Regions from separate parts of the Homo sapiens genome. Here region 2 is linked to region 1. A link is an interaction called in ENCODE POLR2A ChIA-PET data of the cell type or tissue named here. Cell type or tissue: CD4-positive, alpha-beta T cell. All regions are shown on one strand. Each heading gives the region's core, and the rest is flanking DNA. Links, peaks and the distances in the headings are about the cores only.

Region 1 (5,341 bases), core at 320-5,319:
GCCTTCTTTGTCTTTGCCTTGACTGTTCATGACCCTTTGCTGGGACTGGGATTGCTAATCCTGGTAAGGCCAATGCAAAGATGTCAAGAACCTTTTGATGACTTTGGGAAGTTGGGAAATTCCCTCCTACCACTGATAGCTTCCACCTCCTGCCACTTAGGCTAGATGTTTTATAGAGCCAGTGCCATTCTCTGGGCCAATCCACAGTGTGCCAAAACCACTTTGTTTCCTTCCCTGATGTGTCAAGATCTATTTTCTGTCTTTATATTAACATTAATTGTTTTAGTTTGTATTTTCAGCCACTTTCTTCTTGGGGACCTAATTATGAGTTCTTAGGGCCTGGGCCAGAGGAAAATTTGACTAACGGATATCACACCAAAAACCTGCTCTCCCTCCTAACACTGAAGCTTTATTAGAAGGCCAAGCTTTTATGTGAATGCCTGTCTTCTCTGAGGATAAGTGATTTTACAAGAGTTATTTTCAATTCCTCATGCCAGTCACCCTCCCTCCTCCCAGTCCCCTTAGGGCCACCTCAGCAGTCTTCCAGATGTTCTAAGGTAAATACTCCTGTGTTCTAGTTGAGAATCCTGCCACAGTTTCTCATGTAGGAGGATTTTTAGAGACTCTTTTTGTTTTTTTAAAGAAGACTTTTCCTCTAAAGAGTAGGAGGAAGACTGGGAAAAAAACATGAAATAATTATTACTTTTTTTTTTAAATTTTAGGGGCACAAATGGTTTTTGCTTAAATGGATGAATTGTATAGTGGCGAAGTCTGGGATTTTAGTGCACCTGTCACCTGAATAGTGTCCATTGTACCCAGTGTACCCAGTAGGTGGTTTTTCATCCCTCACCCCACCTCCCACTCTCCCCACTTCTAAGTCTTCAAGGTTCATCATACTACTCTGTATGCCTTTGCATACCCATAGCTTAGCTCCCACTTACAAATGAGAACATGTGGTATTTGGTTTTCTGTTCCTGAGTTACTTCCCTTAGGATAATGATCTCCTGTTTCATCCAAGTTGCTGCAAAAGACATTATTTATTTTTTATGGCTGAGTAGTATTCCATATGTATACCACGTTTTCTTTATCCACTTGGTTGGGGACTTAGGTTGATTCTACATCTTTGCAATTGTGCATTATGCTGTGATAAACATATGTGTGCAGGTGTCTTTTTTATATAATGGCTTTTCCTTTGGACAGATACCCAGTAGTGAGATTGCTGGATCGAATGGTAGACCTACTTTTAGTTCTTTAAGAAATCTCCATACTATTTTCCATAGAGGTTGTACTAATTTACATTCCCACCAACAGTGTATAAGTTTTCCCTTTTCATCACATCCACACCGACGTCTATTGCTTTTTGACTTTTTAATAATGGCCATTCTGGCTGGGGTATCTCATTATGGTTTAATTTGCATTCATTATGAAATGATTGTGATAATTCTGGATGTGAGAGAGTAGGGGGGATTTTAAGGAAGGGTCGGGGATGTGGGGACCTGAATATGGGCAGTGGTCATGGAAAGAAATGGGCAGATTCTAGAGGATTGATGAAAGAACAAACAAAGGTAATCAGTGACGACTGGAGAAACAGGACTTGAAGGTTGTCATGGATGATTCTGAGTTTTCTGGGAATTTGTGCCTCTAAAGTTGATTTGTCTGAATAGTAAAAATTGAAATCCCAAATCCTTAATGGAAGTTTTCAGAGTCCTGTACCCCTTGCCAGCCATCCTGCTTTAAAATGACTTGCTGTTCAAATTCTTCAGTGTCTCTTTCCTTTGCTTTCCTCTAAGCACCAGGCTTGTGCGTGAGAGGCTATAACTTGTCTTCTTTCCTTCATGTAGGTTGGTGATACAGACTTGCTGGTCCTCGTGAACGTGCTGGTGATTTGGACTCCAAGGGCAATCTGTCTGTCAGTTTTGACAGTATTGTCTAGTCTCAGTGAGAGATGGAAGGAAGACCACTGAGATTTCTCTGAGTCTGAAAATAGATACTCTTCTTAGCATTCAAATTTGCTTTGAAGGAGCATTCTTCACATGCCCATGGTCAGGAACAGTTTAAGTAGTGTTAGGATCCAAAAAGTTGATTGGATTTCCCCGCCTCTCTTCACAGTCTATATTTAGGCCCCAGCCTATCAAAAATATTTAAGAGGAGTATTTGGCATATTTCTGAAATGTTATTTTTGAAATATTATGCTGAGCATTTAAGCAAATGAACGACACAGGGACAGCTTTGGGCAATGCTATGAGTGGGTCTCCAGCACCCCTTTCTCTTCATTAGTGTTCTCAAGCTGATCTCTGGTTGCTTAGAGCTCTTCACAGAGGACTTCATCAGGACTGGCCTTCAAAATCCCTGCTGCTAAGCCTTTCCTTTCCCAGATCCCATATCAGATTGTCATGTTCCTAGAGGACTGAACATAGTCAGTGGTCTAATAAATAATAATGATAGATATGGTTTATTGAGTGCCTGGCATGGTGCTTTTCATACATTATCTCATTTTATTCTCACAACAGTTTTGGAAGTATTACTATCCCTCTTTACAAATGAGGAGAGACTGAAACACCAAGACTGTCATTAAGTTGGATAAACGTCATGCAGCTTGTAAGTGCCAGAGATAGAATAGGACCACAGGTCTCTCTCATAATGTACACGCCTGCTAATAATACTTTCAATCCCTTAATTCTGAGGAATGATTTCCAATGGGCATTTCAGGAATTAAGGCAAGCTCTCAGAGGCTCTATCGTTGATAAGGGCTTTATTTCAGTGGGGCCTTATTCTCTTAAACCTGCTTTTGAAGGAAGTAAGCTCTTTGCAAAGCTCTTGTTAGCAGAAAAAAACCACATGTCTTAATTCAAAATGTTATTTGAAATCTCACAATCTGTATTTTTAAAAATAATGGAAGGCAGGTGAACTGTTTGTCTTCAAAAGGTTTATTTTACACACCAACTCTTTACTGCCTCTCAATAAACGTTACTTAATTACAATGTGTTAAAAAGAATGAAGCAGAAGTATGGTCTGTAAAAATATTTGTTATCTTTTGCTTTTTTCGTTTCCTGATTCTGAGGAACTCTGAGCGGTTGTTTGTCAAACTGCTTTGTACCTGCCTGAGCACAAAGGCCCTTTTGCTGGGCTGGGCCCCATGCAGAATGGTGAAGTGGCTGAAGTTTGAAAAGCAGCACACTCCTCTCAGTGCTCCCAGCTTCCTCCTCTCCACTCATTTCCCTGCCTCTTTTATATTTTGTTCAAAATAAAATAAAATGCAAAGAAGACAAACTTTTCTCTTCCTCTCACTCAAGAAGGGATCTTCAGACACATTTTTATGTGATTGAAAGTAAATGTAATTTCCGGGTATTGACATTTTCAACTACATTTCGAATCACAAAACCGAAGATTATTTTTCCTGGTAGAAGGAATTCCAGGTTGAGAAACCTGAGGAGTGAGGTGTTGGGGAATGCCTGAAGAAAGAATTTGGCTAGGATGAGCAGAGTGTTCCTCCTCTTCTCCCCAAAGCAGACAGGCTTCATGAGAAAAGTCTTGAAGATAGCCATTGCTTTACTGATTTTTTTTCCTTGGTGGATTTTAGTAGTTCTGCTTTTTCAGATGATACTTCAGGCCATTTTTTTCACTGTGTGGCAGGAAAAAATAAAGAGGTTTCAAGGAAACAGAGCTGTCTTTTGCCCTGGGGCTTGTTGATCTGGGCAAGGTCTTTACCACCGAGTGCCCTTAAGGGAGGGAGGAATTAGTTCCTGCAACAGCGCTGATAAGGGTTTAGAGAGTGTTTCAAAGTTTACAAAACACATTCATGGAACAGTCAAGTGGAAAAGTTTTTTTAGACACATATAAAATATTATTAAAACTGAGTGCAAGTTATTTGGACTAGCCTTCATTTGGGACAGTCTCTCAAAAGCTGAATTATTCTTTTTTCTTCTGATGATAAAAATACTAATTGTAATGCAGAACAAGCTCTTTCCTCCATCTCCCCTTGTTGCCACTGCATGAGAGTAGCAGAGAGTAGTGCCTAAGTGGCAGTGATACATACATGATGGCTTGAATGGGGTGGCACAAAAAGCTTGTAGTATGATGCTGCCTGCCGTGTGGTGTTCCTGCCTAGTCAAGTCTTCCCCCTCCTACTTTCATTCTGGGCTGTGAGTTTTATACTAGTTTAAGCTAGCTCCTCATCTTTTGAAGCTCGTCATCTTTTTGAACCATGTGAGAAAGCCATCCCACACCATTGCTGTTGAACCTTTCTTCATGTGGAATTTGTTGAGACTTGAGGGCGCCCATCATACGGGGGACCATTATAAGCAAATCTCCCATGATTTTTCACCCTTGCGCTCCACGGTTACAGCCCACTTCTCATCACTCGTCATAATGTGATCCTCTCCCTTGATCCAACAAAATAAGCCAGTTTACAGCCTGAGCTTCCTACAATGAAGTTCACTGTCTAGTCTTACCTATTTTCACAGAACTTCTAATCAGCTTTTCAGGGTCTTAAATAAGTCACTCTATATGAATGAACAGCCAAAGCTGTCTAGATATTTGAGAAAACACTTTAATATGAAATGAACTCAGAGGAAGCAAAGACAATGTAGGAAAAAAAAACAAACTAAGATTCTCAGAGAGAGAAGATAATGAATCCATGGACATGAACAGGATACTATAAAAATGAAAAGAGAATAAAAAAGACCATCAAATATAAAAATGATGACAGTAGAAATTAAACATTAAACCAAAACATTGATACAGTTGTTGAGTAAATGTTACAGACTGACTTGTGTCCCCCCTCAAATTCATATATTGAAGTCTTTTTTTTTTTTTTTTTTTGAGGCGGAGTCTTGCTCTGTCACCAGGCTGGAGTGCAATGGTGCGATCTTGGCTCACTGCAAGCTCTGCCTGCCGGGTTCACGCCATTCTCCTGCCTCAGCCTCCCGAGTAGCTGGGACTACAGACGCCCGCCACCATGCCCAGCTAATTTTTTTTATTTTTGGTAGAGGCGGGGTTTCACCCTGTTAGCCAGGATGGTCTCGATCTCCTGACCTCGTGATCCACCTGCCTGGGCCTCCCAAAGTGCTGGAATTACAGGCGTGAGCCACCACACCTGGCCATATTGAAGTCTTAATCTCCAGTATTGGGAATGTGACTGTATTTGGGGATAGGGCTTTAAAGAGGTACTTAAGGTAAAATATGGCTCTTAAGGTAAGTCCTACTGGAATGTAACTGATATCCATTTAGGAAGAGGCGATTAATACTTATAGAGAGACATCAAGTATGTCCCTCACAGAAGGATGATCATGAAGAGGCAGCAAGAGGGCAGCTATCTGCAAGTGGAGAAAGGAGAACTTAG
Region 2 (5,341 bases), core at 198-5,197, 58 kb before region 1:
GACTCCATACTTCTATATTTGAGTCCTTGTGGATGAACTGTAACCTAGCTTAATAGCCAGACAAGATTGAAAACCTAACTCAGGAGTATGCGCCTGTAACAATAACTGAGTCTTGGCCAATCTCAGCGGCCAGACTTCAGCCACTCACAGAATGCTAAGTGTTCACACTGTGTTCAAATAAGGGAAATGCCAACCTGTAACCTATCCAGCTGTTTCCGTACCTCACTGCCGACTTCTGTATGTCATTTCCCTTTTTATGTCTAAAAATCTTCTTCCATCACATGGCTATGCTGGAGTCTCTGTGAATCGGCTGTGATTCTGGGGGCTGCCCGATTTGCGAATCATTCATTGCTCAATTAAACTCCTTTAAATTTAATTTGGTTGAAGTTTTTCTTTTATCATTTGTAAGTTATCCATTTCTTATTGTTAGAATGAGAGTGACATCATTTTGGATTTTCTACATTCTAAGCTGAAGTGTCTACATTTTAAGCTGAAGTGGTGCTTTAATATGGCATTTGATGTCATTGAATTTGGAGAAAATTTCCTGTATTACTTATTTTAAAATATTGTCTTCTCCTTCTAGATTTCTTTTCATTGGATATTACTTTTTGTAGATTAATTCTCTAATTTTCTTATGTTTTCTTTTTTATTGTTCATCTCTTTTTTGTTCCTTCAAGAGCTTCTTGATTGACTTGTTCAATTATTCTACTGAATTTATATCAATTTAAAATGTGTAATTTCAGAAAGTTCTTTCTTGTTTCCTGACTGTTCCTTTTATAGTATACTTTTCATATATCATGAGTTCATTTCTTTTATATCTCTCTGAGAAATTAATATGCTTATTCTAAAATCTTTTTCTGCCTTCTGTATTGTCTGTCTTACCTATGTTTCTTTCTTTTCTGCTTGTTTTAGTTTCTTCATAATGAAGGTTTTGCTTAAGTGTCTAGTGATCCTTGTTGCCCACTCGTATTTAAGTCAAGCAATAAAAAGCTCATTGGAATATTTTCCATTGGAGAAGGGAACTCTGGTGACTCCCTCTGAAGGGTGATCAGGTATGAACAGCTTTTCTTTTGGGAGATTCCAAGATCCAGTGTCTGTAAGATCCTCTTGTAAGTGGTCAGTCTCTCTAGAGAAGAATTATCAACTCTTTGGTCTGAGAGGTGAGACCTGGCTCTTGGCATAAAGGTGAAATGGGAGCTGGTTACCCCCACTGTTTACTATGCATATTTTTGTTAGCTCTTGATCTTCTTATCTTCTGTGTTATAAGTCTAGATCTCTCAGGTTAAAATTTTCAGCAAAAATTCCTCAACTCTGTGAGATGAAGAGGAGGTAATTGCCTAGATTCTTCAGTTTGATAAAAGAATATGGCATTTAAATAGTCTATATACTTTAAACCAACTCTTTCATTCATGCCCGAGCTTTACACTTCTATTTTTTATGTCTGCTACCTCTGTGTCTCTTTGCTCAACTCACTAGAGGAAGATGCAATCTAAATACCTTTAGCATACACTAAGTTAGTTACTGCATCTTTATCCACTTTCCATCTTTTACAGCTCCATTGATATCAGGGATGATGTTGTCCTTTCCTTGTTCTTTTTTATTGTCCTATGGAACTATAGTATTTATGTTCTATACCTAACTGATCCTAGTTTTCTTTTAAGAACTTGAAATAGCATGACCGACACTATCTTCATTAGAACAGAATGAACTACAATATCAATTTTTCACTGTTTTGGTTCATTTTGTTCAGAGATCACCATGTAATTTCAAGTTCTGGCAATGTGGTACCTTGGAGAAAATCTAATATTGGCACTTGTAGGTTACTATAGGCATTTGTGTCTCAGTGGGCAGTGAGCTTGGTATCAGTGGCCAAAAGCTTATTACTTGGGGACTCTGGAAGAGCAACCATTGTTTGGCATGACCCAAACTAGGCATATCCATTGTGATCTTTTCCCAAATACAAGGTTCTCACTATGGGCTCAGATGAGGAAGAGGCAGGATTTCCAGTTCTTAGCACCACAGTGCTCTAGAAATACTCTAGGAGTGTGTGCCAAATTGAAAGAAATCTTACTCCAGTAATTCCTGGATTTTTGCTGGCTCTATTTCTCAAAGAATCACCTTGTCCTATCTGAACCATCCAATAGGATCCAGATGGCATTGCCTTACCCTCTCTCTGTATAATTCCCCTATTACACACCTCCCTTTCAGTAGTCATTAAAACCAATGAAGTTGTTTTTCAAAGATTCTTCATCAGTTCTTTTAAGGAGAAAGAGGATATTGAATACGGAACTTGCTATTGCTACATTGCTGCTACATTTGATTTTCCACTTGATATCTATGTCAGCTCTTTGGGCAGCCTCATCTGCTGCCTTTTAAAAATATAACTATTATATAAAAGAAAGTATGATATTAGTAGAAAACAACATTTAAAGAGGAAATGATGAAGAGAGAGAGGAAGTTGATGGGCATCAAAAGAATGGTGTCAGCAGTTTCATTTGAGAGTAGTATAATTAATGTTTTAAGCCCTTGAGATCACACAAAGAATCCAAAAGAGAAAAATCCCTTATCCATTTTTCTTCCTCTTCCTCGGATGGACACAAAATAATTCAGGAAGATTACTTCATAGTTTCTGGGTTAGGTTAGGATATAGGGGAAGAAATTTCAGTTATCATTTACTGTAACTGCGTTCAGGAAAAAAATTCTTAACAGCGTTGCTGTCTCCAAAACTGCTAGAATTTCTAGGTTAAACAAGGCCTAAATATTTCAGGGCATTTCACCAGTGACAAATTGAAGAATATACCTATAGGTAAAACAATTCTGGTATTTTCTTTCAGAGAGAAGATAGTAACTAAATATCTGAATCACAAAGATCTGTTACTGTTTCTGTGGGGAGAAAGTTTTCTTGATGTACTTTTGTTAAAGTAAAAATAGAAGTGCCTAGCTTCCTTCTCTTTTATAAAACAATATATTTAGCTGACAAATCCAACAAGCAACTAAAGCAAAACCAAACATAGAAGAATCATAAGAAGTATTTAGATTGTACTCCAAATAAAATTTCATGTCATCTCCATAAGAGTTTAGTCAGGAAAAAACTAAAAGCTGGCAATTTTACTGACATGTGCATCTCCAGGGGTCAGAAGCATAGCTATTCATTTTGAAATCATCAGGGTCTTGCACCATGTTTGGAATACAGTAGGTGTTAATGAATGTTTGAATAAATAAATGGATAAATAAACTGGAAACAAAAATACCTGGAACGGACCATTATAAGATAGTGTGCTTCCCCACAGTGACAGTAGGAAAGCTCTCATAGTCCTCATGGCCAAGTGAGAGCCTGATCATGCTGATGATCAGGGCCCAGGGTTCATTGTTTCCTGGCAGTTGCCACTAGCTCCATCCATCAATGGGCTAGAGAGCACATGATCTCCCTCCAACTAGCCCTTCCAGCTTTATCCTTCGGTATCCCCGACATGAACCCTCTCCTTTGGTCCAACTGTTCTACTCATTGTTTTCTGTACACCTTAACTCGCGTTCCTCTCTGTGCCTCTGTTCACATTGAACTTGGAATGTAGTCCTTTGCATTTCTGCTTATAATATTCTACCTATGTTAAATACCAAAATTCTTCTAGAAGACCTCTTACCCCCAGTCATCCTTATTTTAAGTAAGGCTGTCTTAGAGTACTTGTTATCTCTTCTACCACATAGCATTGATTATGGGCTCCCTTGTACTGTAGTTATTTCAGAAACTAAGGAATCTATCTCACATATCATTTTTCCCCTTCAGAAGCATTTAAATTTGATGAATTAACTGATTGATAAATTCGGCATCAAGTATTTATTATTTTTACCATGTAACATGCAGGCATCATGAAGAATGCAAAAGTAATTTGAATAATGATTATAGTCTACCAAGGGAGACAGGACACATAAAAGTTGCTGCAGTACAAAGTAAATCGTTAAAAAAATAATGACCCATATAAAACATTACAGGGTTAAGAGTGCTGATTCCAGGTTTGGGGATAACAGGAAAGTTTAATTAAAGAGGTGTTATTTTTGCTGGTTTTCAATGAAGAACAGGATAAAGACATGGAGAAGAGCATTCCAGGAAAAAGAAACACTTAAACCAACCGTGGGTCTGGAGTACGGAAGTGCTAGAATTTCTGGGAACAGAGAGCGAGAGAGTGGTTCAATTTGGTTTAGGTCTTGGATATTTGATGGAGTGTTTTAGGAAATAAAGGTAGAAAAAAGATCTGGGATATATTATACAATAAGAAGTTGTGACTTTTTTCTGCAGTCAAAGGCATTTGAGAAGGAAGTTATGAAGTCATGTTTGATCAGAGCTGTACCTTCAGATTAGATTAGCGTAAGTGAGAATATGCTTTAGAGAAAGAGAGGTACCAAAGGAGGAGTGGATTGCTCCAGTCTATACAGAAGTAATGAGAACAGGATAGTGGGAGTGGGAATTAAGAGGAGAGGATAGTTTTAAATAGAAAATCCAGATCTGATCAGCTGAATTGGGCATCAGAGTCAGACTTTAATCCTGAGCGACTGTATATGATTTGTTATAAAATAAACTGCAGAATACAGAATAAAATACATTTGTAAGGCAAAGTCTTACATTCAGTCATTGACAGAGTGAGGGTGAAGCATTATAGGGAAACCTAGGTGAACATGTCTCCCATAGCAATAAAAAATGTGGCAGAGACTGGAGGGCTGGAGATAGAGGGGTTGGGAACCATGTTTCTAAAAGTCATAGTTGAAGTCTTGATATTGAATGAGAGTGTCAAGGGAGAGAGTATAAACAAGAATAGGGAAGGGTTCCAAAGGCTTATCCCCTAGGAAAGCCTGAACTTAGGGGGTCAGGAGCAGAAAGGGGAGCCTGATAAGTAGGCAGCAATCAGGTTGTAGATGGAGGAGGAACACCAAGAGAGTGTTGTGTTATAAATGTCAACAGAAGAGGAGATTTTCAAGAAAGGGTCATCTGTTACATTAAATGTTGCAGAGCTGTAAAGGTGAAAGGGAATTTGGCTTGTTACTACATAATCCGATAATGACTTCTGATAGTCTAGCTTCAGTAAATTAGTAGAAGGCAAACACCAGATTACAAGGATTTAAGAATGTGTGGGGAATAAAGGAGTGGAGGCTGCAAAGTATTTGGAAAATTTGATGGTAAGGGGAGACTCAGTAAGGTAGTGATAAGGGTAAAGAGACCCAGGACAACATTTCAAGAAAGGAGGAAGATCCCCTCACCTTTTTGTGTGTGTTTGTTTTGTTTTGAGAAGGAAGAGACTATTGACAGGCTTAGCTGAAGGTGAAGATGCAAGAGACAAGAGTCAGCTGA

What was found. ChIA-PET counts read pairs that join two places held together with the same protein. Peaks named below come from ENCODE experiments on the same cell type or tissue, not always from the same donor. Only the 100,000 strongest peaks of a DNase experiment are listed, where the experiment ranks them.
Region 2: POLR2A ChIA-PET joins it to region 1 with 6 read pairs; 4 of 35 experiments call an interaction of 5 or more read pairs at or near these places.

Annotation. Positions count from the first base shown.
Region 1 is chr3:102,075,929-102,081,269 of GRCh38, forward strand. No RefSeq gene overlaps it. Among named protein-coding and RNA genes, the nearest start is that of RDUR, 140 kb to the left of the region's middle. In CD4-positive, alpha-beta T cell, for the core only: no CTCF peak of the experiment used is centred there; a DNase peak (open chromatin) is centred at 3,133; H3K27ac peaks cover 2,890 bases.
Region 2 is chr3:102,018,549-102,023,889 of GRCh38, forward strand. No RefSeq gene overlaps it. Among named protein-coding and RNA genes, the nearest start is that of RDUR, 80 kb to the left of the region's middle. In CD4-positive, alpha-beta T cell, for the core only: no CTCF peak of the experiment used is centred there; a DNase peak (open chromatin) is centred at 203.